Linked DNA regions of Homo sapiens: region 1 is linked to region 2. The links are chromatin contacts, found by Hi-C in ENCODE. All regions are on one chromosome and are shown on one strand. The core of a region is the stretch at or near the end of the contact, and the rest is flanking DNA. Distances in the headings are between cores, read along the strand shown.

The links. A loop is a pair of places that touch in the nucleus more often than their neighbours do. Pooled maps may share reads with other maps.
Region 1: a pooled map shows a loop between it and region 2 (9-fold over the local background). The contact joins two enhancer-like sites. A Hi-C loop is called at or near these places in 2 of 37 single-sample maps with no recorded cell type and 7 of 50 pooled maps.

What each region holds. Positions count from the first base shown.
Region 1 is chr7:13,055,807-13,062,314 of GRCh38, reverse strand. LOC105375158 (a long non-coding RNA gene) reads right to left here. Exons shown (of 3, transcript XR_927044.3): 3 at 318-933. Among named protein-coding and RNA genes, the nearest start is that of ARL4A, 370 kb to the right of the region's middle. RefSeq lists enhancers at 4,325-4,384, 4,515-4,614. Within about 2 kb of position 4,659, at least 3 of the 41 ENCODE cell types and tissues checked have a DNase peak (open chromatin) inside an H3K27ac peak, as active enhancers do.
Region 2 is chr7:12,255,261-12,261,796 of GRCh38, reverse strand. No RefSeq gene overlaps it. Among named protein-coding and RNA genes, the nearest start is that of TMEM106B, 47 kb to the right of the region's middle. Within about 2 kb of position 3,981, at least 5 of the 41 ENCODE cell types and tissues checked have a DNase peak (open chromatin) inside an H3K27ac peak, as active enhancers do.

The DNA.
Region 1 (6,508 bases), core at 3,410-5,909, 800 kb before region 2:
AGAAGAGATTCTTACCAGGAAAATTCCATAATCCAAAACTTTATAAAAACGATATGCCGTCAGGTACTTCCATCCTTCCTTATTTTATTTTTCCAAAACATTGGCAATCTTGCCAACAGAAATTTTTCTTTAAGGATATGCTATACAGGAAGAGAGAAAAAAATTGCTGTTTCTTTTAAAAATAAATCAAGAAATTATATATTATGCCATAATTGAAGATGATTAAGTTTCTTAATTAAACTTCTCTCTTCTTTTAGCCAAAGTAATGGAGCTTTAAAAAGTTACATTCTAAACTTTGGTAACATGAGTGGCCAAAAAATAAAAAGATAATAACACTTAAAATATAACAAAGAGATTTTTTAAGAGGTTTTCATAAAGTGCTGAAAGACCTTCAAAATAAGCCTCTCAAGGTTGTATTATGGTAAAACTGCTGGTTAGGATGATGAAACAAGGCTTTTTGACCTTAAACACATCACAGCTTCTCTTAAGGATCCTAAGTACACCGTGGCTGAATAAGAATGGACTTTTCCATTGCCCAGATAATGGGACCTGGAGCCCCTTGAGCTGAGCCCCTCATAACGTAGCTGGAACAGCTGCAATGTAAAATCAAAGATACTTCTGTGCTTATAATTGTGACAATCTCTCTACTAAATAATTAAAGGATTCCATACCAAGAACAAGGACACATAGGGAAGGTGGCAAAGACCAATATTTGATATTTTTCCTACTACTCTAAGTAAACCACAGAGAAATTGTTAATTACCTTTCATATCAATTAACAGTATAAGCCAGAATAAATATGATTTTCTGACATTCTGAAACAATGAAAGAATGACAAGCTTCTACATCGTTAATAAGTGTTTCTTGATAATTTTCCATGTATTTCTCTTTCATAATCTTCGACATTTCTGAAAATGGATATGGCTCTTTTGCCTAAACATAAGAATGCATAGAGAGTAAACAGAATTACAAAACCTCCAAGTTGAAAGTGACCTTTCAGGTAATTCAAGAACATGACTAATATTTCAATTTCCACCAAAACAATCCTTAGAGTAGTTGTTCAAGTCTATATTTGAATGCCTTTAATGGAGAAACTACTTCTATCTTTTAATCTTTTTTCATAAGACATACAGATTTTTTTTTTCTAAATTGTCTTCAGGCGAAAACAAGACTTTTAATCCCACTGTACTTACACGAGTGTTATCATGAAGCTCTGCGAATGCTGGCATCTGCACACTTAGCATATGCCTTCAATAAAGACTTTGACATTAAGAAGAGGCTCACACACACATATCTGGTTTTATTTTTACTTTCAAAGTCATTTCTTAAAAAGTATAGTAACCTATACTTAGGGCAACTGCATATCTCAGTTTGCCCCAGACAAGAACAAGTTACGCCTTTTTTTTCCCATCAGAGTAATTATCACCAGTGTCGCTTCACTTTCAAAATGGTCTCACTTAGACAACACATTAGATAGGCTCACCATACATATAAGGTTATTTATTCTCCCCAGCCTAGTCTGTCGGCACTCTTTATAATAAATAAGAACTCAGTGGCTCGTCCTTTTAAATTTCAGAAGTATTGACATCCATTATGATTTCCACTCATATGTTTTTCTCCTAATTCTCTAAACCAATGTCTATATAATTACATCTAAAATCTAGCAAACTTCTGCTTCAACAATATGGTAGATTAGATATTCTGCACAACCCTCCAATGAAACAATAATGCAGTATAAAATATATATTTAAAAAGTCATTCTAAATGCAACACTGAACTGACATCAAAGTATGAAAAACACAGAGCTTCAAAATGAAGTACAACCCAGAACGCTGAGATGTAACCTAGTGTCAAATACTCTTTCACCCTTAAAGTTTCTGCTAGACCCTGCCAAGTGGATTTTGGTAACTTACAGAAGGTAAAGCCCTGGACCTGCAAAATGCTGACACATCAGTGATCTAAGAAACAAACACTGGGTATTCAAGTTACTATTATTTCAACTTTTCTCTAGGTTGAAACATTAAAAAAAACTAAAAAGTTGTAGAGAAAAGTTCACACACAGGCAGACTGGATATTAAGGTGATAGTTACTTTTGGGAAGAAGTGAAGAAATGGGCACCGGGAGGTTCCTGACAAAGTCCCATTATTTTACTTGAATGATTAGTGTCTTTAGCTTTTAATAATTCATAAGGTCAATTTTTGACTTAACACACTTTTCTACAGGTAACTTATATTTCCATAAACATTTTTCAATGTCAAAAATATTGAAATAACGTGGCCTTTATTTGATAGTTTTCCCCAGTCTCTGACACAATTTCTTTTCTGGAGAAACTATCTATAAATCAAGTCTTAAAGAATCTTCACACATAAGTTCTCAAGGAAAATGAGAACTCAGAGTCTTGAAAATTTACAAACACAGCAGGAAACTAAGCACCATAAGAAAAAAACAACTAAAACAAAAAGCCAATGATACAGACTCTCACAATTTAGACATAAATTGTTAGACATAGATTATAGGTATGATTTATATATCTGAAGAAATAAAAGATAAGCTTGAAAATATAATCAGCAAAAGGGGAGAGTTAAAAAATAAATTACATATTATATGTAATATAATATGTATATTATATATTATAAATTATATATTACACTTAAAATAGCATATATATTTGTACACATGATAAATATAAAGACTCAAATAAAGATTTTAAAAGATGTTTATTCCAGCTTTTTAAAAAAACTGAATTACTAGAAACTAAAGAAACTAAATTGCTATAGTTATTGGAATTAACATTAATATGCTAGAAGATTATTTCTAGGAGGTTAGTCTGAAAGATGAAGGGAAGAGGACTTTTACCTATTTCCATATTACAAACTAAAAACAATTACATAATGCAGAACAATTTTAGCTTCCATTTTGTGTGCCTCTTACTTCTTGAATATATTCTCTTAAGAAGTGAAATCTAGAAAAAAATTATCAAATTGTAGAAAGTCCAGGAGGATCTGGCCTAAGAAAATATCACTGGACTTGGTGATTCACTGGACAAATGGAAGAAATAAAATTGCAGTGTTAGAATATGCTGAGAGGAGGTGGAAGTAGCATGTAGAGGCCATTCATGTATGAATAACTATTCATGAAAGGATAACTTGATGATTGATAAAGACAATAAAACCAAGTGACCTTTTAAGAGGCTGGTATATTTCAAAATTGAAGGAAGAATCCTAGACGGGAGATTTTTGAGGATTATGAAAAGAAAAGGAAAGACTGACAAGAAAGTAATGGATGAGAAGAATATAAAAATATGGCAAGACAAAGCTTGGAAATAAGGGTGAAGAAAACTTTCTCTAAAATGAAAGGAAAGAAAAAGATAATGGAAGAAAGATATGAAAGTAGAAATAAACAGAACTAAATGAGGTGTAGTTTAAGGTTTGTGGCCTCAATCTTCTCATTATGTAGATAAACAGGAAAGTCATTCTGGGAAAAAGCAGAAACTACGGTTTGATGGAGCCAATTTTTTCTTGGTAAGTAGGTAATGGTGATCCCAGGCACTGACGTAAGTGATCAATGCCCTGTGAGGCTGTTCTAGGCTCAGAAGAAACATATCCTTAAATGATTAGCTCTGTATAATCATTAGACTGCACACTTACAATATCTATATTGAATTTTCTGTTTTTCCTTATCACCAGGCAAGGAAACAAATCATCTGTTTTTTTGTTTGTTTGTTTGTTTTGAGGTGGAGTCTCGCTCTGTCGCCCAGGTTGGAGTGCAGTGGCGCAATCTTGGCTCACTGTAACCTCTGCCTCCTGGGTTCAAGCAATTCTTGCGCCTCAGCCTCCCAAGTAGCTGGGACTACAGGCACGCGCCACCACACCCAGCTAATTTTTGTATTTTTAGTAGAGACTGGGTTTCACCATATTGGCCAGGCTGGTCTCAAACTCCTTACCGCGTGATCTGCCCCCCTCGGCCTCCCAAAGTGCTGGGATTACAGGCGTGAGCCACCACAGCTGGCCCACATCATTTGTTTTACGAAGGCAAATTAATGAGATAATAAACAAGATAGACAAATAACACTGCCAAGTTCTTTTAAAGATAAAGTAAGTACCGCCATGGCGAATGAGACAAGTTATTGTGCGAGTGGAGAACAGAGAGCACATGGGGGGAGAAAGAAAGATGAGAATTAAAGAGAAGCAAGAAGGTCAGAGACAAAGACATGAAGAGAAGCAGAAGGAGAGGGAAATAGAAAAGTGGAAACTGTTGACTAGAAGACCCACATGAGGAGAAGCAGAAAGAAGGAGGAGGAACAACAGAGAAAGAAAAAGAAGAAAACTGCAATGAGTAAAACCAGGGAGCACAAATTGATAGGGAAACAGTAACAGCTGAGCAAAGTGAAAGAGAAAGGACAAAAAAGGAAATGAGTTGATATTTATAGAATGCTTACATTTTGCCTTAACTTTCATAAAAAAATCTATGAGGTAGGTGCTATGATGTCTGCATTTTATAAAGTTCTCATGCACGGAGAGAAGAATTCACTTTCTAAGTTTACAAACCATTATAGAATATGTAAATTTAGGTCGTTGGATTTCTGTGTTTTTAACCAATAATGTCATACTACAAGAAGCAAGGGGATGAAGAAAAAGGAAGTGAGACAAAATATGACTTTTGTTGTTTTCTTGGACTGGAAGCAGTTTGCCTCTGCACAAACTCCTGCCCTTTTCACATCTCATAAGCCTGTCCATCTTTCCACGCTCGTCAGTTCTTCCTTTTCAGTGACTAACAAACTTTTATCTATAAGCGGAAGATCAAATCCTGTCCAAAAACCAGACCAGGAAACTCCCTGGAAATGAAGACAATAACCAAGTTAGTTTCTTGGAAGCTAATGATAATTGTCCTTCTTGGTTCTAACGAACCTCACTTTCGTTTAATCAAGCCCTGTTCAGGTTTAACTGGGAAAGATTTCATGACTGCTAAGGCCAGTGCAAATTTTGATGTCTAATTTCCACATTATATTTATGTTTACTAAACTGACAAGCAAATAACCTAACAGGTTCAAGTCTTTATGAATAATAAAGGATGCATTAAAATCTTAGGTATCATTTTGGAGGAAACTGATAAAATAGTTGAAGCAACGCTTATATGACCACAATGGTTATGACATTAAGGATTTTATAAAATAGGCTTTTTTTCCCTCAGAAGAAAGAATAATTTGGAAAAGACTGAAAATAGCCTGCTAGCAGATTCTAACAATCTCAATCCCAGTAAAGCAGAGATTTGGTTATAGAAACAAGATGAAACTGCTTGACCACATTCTCTGCTACTGTTGCACTGGGATTACCTGATTATTGAGCAGGGTTTGATCACTACTTCTCACTGACAGCTTCCCAAAATTAACATGAAAGAAACAATGACCTGATATTCTAGCTAAACTGTATCTTAGCTGTAATATAAACTTCTTTTATTTATTATCTCGATTAGAGTTTGAATATATTATCAATTATAGGTCCTTTGCTTTTCTTGTTGGTCTCTCTCTCTCTCTTTAATATACACACAAACACACACACATTATTCTTCACACATTAGCCTAGACATCAGCAGATTTGATGGGTGCTTTCAATGTTTTGTTTCAAATTATTATTCTAGATAATTCCAGTTTACAAAGAGAACTGAAAATACAGACTAACTGAAAATCCCTTGGACGACCAAATTAATATACATATATATTGCAAAAGCCAGTTTCAGCCTTCCCACTCAAGGTTAGGTATCTGGGATTATTTATTGCATTTAGTATCAGATTATTATATTGATTAGACCTACGGAGTTTAGTATTTTGCCTACTCAACAGCATCTCAATAAACAGCCTATCTTCTAAATAATATCCAGGATCTATGTTGTGTAAGGAAAAATGAAAACGAAAAAACACTCCTATCAAAATGAACCTAAATATAGGAAATTGTTGGACTGACACAGTTATGTACTGTATGGGTTAGCTGCCTCTTGATTCTCAGCTTTATTTCTATCCTATGCTTCCTGTGTAACTCAGGAGGCTAGAAAGGTACACACTACATTTCCCATTTGCTGGGAAACTCTTGGTTAGTTTCTACAAGTGGTCGCTCTGACAGGAAGTAGGAAGACAGACAGAAGCAAGATTTTTGTTCTGCTTTTCATAGCCTTGCAGCACAAGCAACAGCAATAACAGATGGCTGTGGACTACTGTGGGCAAATGTGGGTCTAGTAACAACTGCAAGTGACTGTTGGCTTTAGAATTTTTGCTGATTAGCTGCATCAGGAGGCTAAGATTTTATTTAGTAGCATCAATAAGGTTCCAGCAGCAACACTAAAAACAACAGTCATACTGCTTGCTAGCAGATTAGCACACAGTGAGTTTGTAAGTTCCAGCCTACTGGTTCTCTCCCGCCTAAAATTAGGCTTGGTTCTAGGGATCAGAACAGGGCTCTATGGAAATTTAATAGCCCCTATCATAGGTAGAGAAAACTAGATATGGCTTAACATT
Region 2 (6,536 bases), core at 2,732-5,231:
TCCCCCCCCCCACCCAAAGGATTATAAATCATGCTGCTATAAAGACACAAGCACATGTATGTTTATTGCAGCACTATTCACAATAGCAAACACTTGGAACCAAGCCAAATGTCCAACAATGATAGACTGGATTAAGAAAATGTGGCACATATACACCATGGAATACTATGCAGCCATAAAAAATGATGAGTTCATGTCCTTTGTGGGGACATGGATGAAGCTGGAAACCATCATTCTCAGCAAACTCACAAGGACAAAAAACCAAACACTGCATGTTCTCACTCATAGGTGGGAATTGAACAATGAGAACACACGGCTGTTTCTTGACACCATTGTGGTTCACCCTGGACACACCCTGCCGGCAACTCAGCAGAAAGAGATACTTCAGGAAAGAGCCCCACAGAGCTGGGAAGTGGGCTTGGGGCTTTTGGAACAGCCATCCAGAGTCCCAGGTACCCATGTCATGGTCTACAAGGTGGAGCACAGGCTCTGAGTGGCCACATGTCCTTGGCCCTGTGGGGAGTATGTGGTGAAAGGCAGCTTTAGCAGCTGCTGAGGCACAGCCCCTTCTGGTCCAGGTCTGAGTTCTATTGATAACAATGCTACCGGAGGGACAAAATTTAGGGTGTTTGACACGTAAAATACAATTAACTGTGCATGAAAGTTCTGGACCTTGACCCAGAATACTGAGAATAATATTCAGTAAATGGAAAATATGATCTTGGTACTGGAGGCATGTGACTCTGCTGCTTATTGCCAATCTTGTCTGCTCCTAGGAAGAATGGGAAGCATGTGGATTTAGTATTGATGTCTTCCCACCTCCCAACATCCCCTGTCCTGTCTCAGGAAGTGAAATCTGCTCAAACCTTGGTACAGAATTGTCACACCCAGAATTACTCTCCTCATGAAGAGATGACTGATTATTTTTTCTCTCCTCTCACCCTTACAAACTCCCTTTGTCTTGAGGAAAATGATGTCAGCTAGGTAGAAGAAAAAAGGCAAGGGTGAGAAGAGCAGTCTCCTCAGTAGAATTCTTTCAGGGGATTTTCCATTTTAAAGGTTGATATTTTCTGACAAAAATGACTCTTTCATTGATGGAGATCCAGGTATTACACCAAAGTTTGTTGAAGAGATTGCTTGTGTCATTGTATCCTATGCTTAGCTACCTCAGTTGAAATTCAGGACAGTATAACAATTACAGTTGTGTGTTTTGGAAAATATGACAAACATATATAGGGTTGCGAGGATTTATTGTTAAACTAGGACATTAAAGTACTATCATAGCACAGAGATGCTATGGAGGAGAGGATAGAAAGGCAAGATGAAAGATATATAAAAATGTATGAAATTTTTATGAAGTTATAACTTAAACAGTGAAAGAATCATTAAAATTTCTTCAGTGTAAAAAATGCATCTAAAAACTTAGATGTCTCTTCCATAGGAAAAAAAAATAGCAAGTGTTTTTTCAAACTCTTTATAGACATTTATATCTTAAGTGTCTATTCCAGATTCTCATTTGCCTTCTTTACAATCGAGGAATGACTTTTTAGAGGTACAATTAATGACCCCATTCTCTTTCACTAATATAAGAGTATAATTATTTCATTGGAAAGCACTACTATATATTATATTTCTTTCATATCTTTGTTCATGTATTAGTCTCATACAGTGCCTGCCTTATAAGATATTGTAAGAAATTATCAAGATAAATTTAATGCAGAAATAACAATGGTATATAATGTCCCTACTTATTCATTTATGCTTACATAACATTGGAGGTGCTCAAAAGGTTCCACGAGTATTGAGTCATTAAAGCTTAGTACCCCTGTGAGGTATGCTTGGTTATTATCATTATAGTTTATTAGACAGATCAAGCTTCCCCTGGAGTCCTGAAAGCTCTTACAGAAAGTGTTGGCTTTTTAATATTCTGCATCTGAGAATTACAACTCAGGTTTATGAAATTAACTCATTTTTCTTAGGATTGTCTCTTTCTTTTGAGTTATATGGTTTCACCTTCTTGTAGCATAGCAGAAACAGTGCACACCCAGCTTTTAGAAAACCTGTAGTTGAAAGGCTATTTCATCTCCTTCCAGAGATACAAAGAAGAGGCAAAATATTTGAGGGATTATAAGTAACCAGTGGGTGACATGAAAATTATTGATATATTTGCTAATATTTATTGAAAAATATACAATGTGCCAAGATTGTGCTAAATCCATTCCAGAGACCAGAGGCTTTGAAAGTCTGCATATTTTGCAAGTGCACAGCTCCATAAGTGGAAGAGCTAGTCCGGAACTCTAGCCTTTTGACTTCTAGCCCGATGCCATAGCCTCCATCCCTGAATTTCCCCAAATTTGATATGCTTGCTACCAGTGAGATAGAACTTGATTTTTCTCTGTACACAAGTATACTTTACTAGTTATATATTTCACTGCATTTTAAAATAATATTATTTCCCCACTAAACTGTGGTATGATAGATATCATTCCCTAGGAGAAAGCTAAATCAGGTAGAATTTGGGTTTAGGAAGTAAGTAGAAATGACAAAAATCACAAAGGTGGAACATTAAACTTTAAAGTCTGGAAGACCTACTATGTATCATATCACAGACTGAAGTGTATGAGGTAGTATGAAGTGAGTGTGGTTTGAATAACAAGAAGAAAGAAATAGGCTTTTAGCTCTAGCTCTAGTTTCTGTTTATTTTTGAGGAGATGAAACTGTTGAAAAATGTTTTCTTGCTTTTGCTTCTGGATATGTAAAAACTATTAAGGAAAAAAAACTTTAAAATAAGCAGCTTATCCATCATGGGGCCTTTAGATTCAAACTGATTGGTTCTGAAACCATAGTACATCCACTTACTAGTTGTGTGACCTTAGGAAAGTTAATTAACCTCTCTGAACTTCAGATTCTTTATTTATGAATGGTGATGAATGGTGTGAATGGTGATGTTATTTGTGAATGAACAGACACAATGTCTACAGAGTGCTTAACTTGTATTAGAAGGCATTCAGCAAAAGGTATCTACTGTTGTCATTTCTAGCACATTATTACCTCTTCTCTTTGAAACTTGCATCTTTGAAAGTATCATCAGTTACATCAGTCACTATAACTGTTAGCCCCTGACTCACTGTCATTCTCTTCTTTATTTCAGGTTTTGATGAGAACATGAATAGTCCTTTTAAATGTGGGCGCCTCTGTTTCTTGAACTCCCCTCTTCCCCAAAGCTTGTCTTCCACCCTAATTCAACCACTCAGTCTCATGGTCACATCCTAGACCTTGACATTGTCAGTACCTGGTATCCTCCCCAACTATAATCTCATTATCTAGTCTCCTCATCACAAAAATTTCAACATCACCTTTTTCACGAATCTGTTTTTACTGACCCTTACCTTCTTGTTGTTCCGTCTCCTTCGTTACTAGTCTGCTCAAGCTGCCATAACGAAGTGTGGTGGCTTAAATAACAGAAATGTATTTTCTCATGGTCCCAGTGGCTGGGAAGTCCAAGATCAAGAGTGCCAGCCAATTCAGGTTTTGGTGACAGCTGTCTCTTGGATTGCAGGCAGCTGCCTTCTTGCTGTGTCCTCATGTGATCTTTCCTCAGTGCAAAGATCTTTTCTGGGTGCACTGATATTTTTTTTTTTTTTTTTTGTTTTTTTTTTTTTTTTGGGTAAAGAGAGGAGAGGTCTCTCTCATACTCTATTTATAAGGCCACTAATCTCATCATGAGGGACCCACTTACATGACCCCATCTAGCTCTAATTATCTCCCTTAGGCCTTACCTCTAAATTCCATTGCACTGGGGGTTAGAGCTTCAACAAATGAGTTGCGGCAGGATATATTCACTCTGTAACACTTCTCCCTCCTAACCCAGCTTAAATTTACCAATTATAACCTCTCCAGTGCACACACCCTTGACTCATATCTCTCTTCCTTCATCATTTTCACTTTCACTTCCAGCCACATTTGGCCTCATTTAAGCCCAGAGTAGTTGGAACAAAACACACAAATATTCTGATTAGTTTCACTTTCAGTTAACAGCAATGAACTCCAGTAGATGTTTAATGCTGTTACGCACTCAGTACTTTCCTGATTCACTCAACTTTCTCATTTCTCATAGAACTTTGCTACTCCATGTGTAGCCCATGGGCCAACACTATTGATATTACCTAGATATTCTGAGAAATACAGATCTCAGACCCCATCCTAGACCTACTGAATACGAACCTGAGTTTTATCAAGATACTAGGAGATTCTTCTGCATAGTGTATTTAAGTTTGGGAAGCATCCCCTTAAAAGACTCTCTTCTCACACCTCCAAATCTCCTCTATCATCACTCTTAGCCAATGGCCTTGCTTCCTATATTTCTTAAAAACTGTAGCAATACATAAGTGGCATAGTCTTCCACCACGACTTGTACTCACTTACCACCATTCCCACTCACAACTTTTGCCTTCCCACTTGGGCCTATAAATGAGCCATCCATGTTCCCATTTGAAGTGATTGCTCCTCTGGGCTCTATATCACATCCCTCCCAGTTGGTCTAGGCTCTGCGTTAGCAATATTTCCTTCTCTTCCTTGATCATACCTACGGTCATGCAACAATGCTTTTATTTTTTCTTTTAAAATACCTTCTAATCCCATTTCCTCTGTTGCTTTCTCCTTTTATTTATCACTTTTGCAACAAAATTATTTAAATGACTTGTGTAGATCCTCTTCTGCAAATCCTTTCTTCCCATTCTCTGTTAAACCTACTTCAAATGTGTTTTGGCTCCTTTCATGTCTCCTTTTTTCGTCAATAGTTATTAAAAACTGTTCTTTTCAAAGCAAGCAATGATCTTCACATTACTAGATCCAGTGGTTGGTTCTCAGTATTCATTATACTTGATACCATCAACTACATTAGAATAAGCTGATCACTTCCTCCTCTTTAACATGCTGCCAGTATCAGATATATATTGAGCACATGTGTATTTTAAAAATTATTAATCTTCTTTGAAAGAAAATTTAGGATTCTGTCAGATTCAGCTGCATATAACAGAAATGTCAAACATAATATTTGCTTAAATGTGATAGAAGTTTCTCTTTCTTAAAAAATGTCTGAAGCTAAGAAATCTAAAACCAGTAGAGAGGCTTCACTGTGTCACAAAGACTGGGAATTCTATCATGTGCTTCATCACTTTCAGTGTTGTTTCCAAGTTTATAATTACTTCATAGTCTGAAAAACCTGTTAGAGATCCCATCATTAAGTCTGGGTTCGAGGCAACAGAGAAGATGATTGACATAAGAGCAGGCCCTTTTTCTTTCATCACTACTCATGAGTCTCATATTATGCTTCCGCCTGCATATTATTGACCTAGATTTAATCATATGCCATATCTAGCCACAAGATGAGCTACTAAAGGTAATCTTTGATTGGCAATAGGCCCACCTAAAACACAGGGTTCTAAGAAAGAAAAGGAGAATAGATGTTGTGAGACAACTAGAAGTTTCCATCCAAGGAAGTCATGACATTATCTTCATGAGAAAATGTGCTATTAGAATCATAAGAGAGTCCCAAATAGATGACTAACACATAAAGAAGCCATCACACGAAGGGCAGCTGATTTGTTAGTCATATAGCTGCTTTGTTCTTTGAGATCACATAAATCCAAACACTATATTTACCTTTAAAGTGTCAGTACAATTCACCTACATTACATTGTTTGTATATAATTCACAAATGATATATTTGTTTAAATGAGCATACTTCATGTAAAGATTAACAAAGCAATATCAACTTGATTTCCATAATCGTCAATCATCTAGCCAATATATGTAAGACTCTTATTCCATAAAAATCATTTGCTACTATGGAGAATAAAACATTAAACTGTCTTCATATTAAAAATAGATATCATAATAGGAATGTTGTATTGTTATATTGCATTGAGTAAAAGAAAACTGTTTGTGGAACCTAACCTTTAAATGACTTATTAAATATCTCTATGCAAAACAAACATAGACTGCTTACATGATAAATATAGAAGTGAACATCACCAAGGCCTAAGCTGACACTAGGGTTAAGTTTTGAATTCAAAGATTGAAATTTTGATTTAAACTCAGATGAGATTTTATACCTGAAAAGATTGTTTTTAAAAATGAAAGGGCTTTTCACTTACTGATTTTTCAGTTTTAAAGAATACAACTCTTTGTCACATACGTTGCTAGTATTTTTTTCTCAGTTATTATTGCTACTTGCTGTGATTTCACTTATGATACAGGTGAAATAACATGTGCAAGCAATAGAAACAAAGTACAAAGCAAAAAGCAAGGATGGGGGTGGTAAGTATAGGCACAGCTGACTTCTGATAAGGCTGAAACTAGAGAAGTGAACATTACCAGGACTACTTTTCCCCATATAACTCATACTAAAATGAAGCCTTTCAAGCATGTGTATTTTCTCTTAAGGCATAGCACAGTCTCGTACTTAGGAACACTAGAGAGCACTTGAGCATCATGCCTAGGGGGCATTTTTTAAATTATACTTTAAGTTCTAG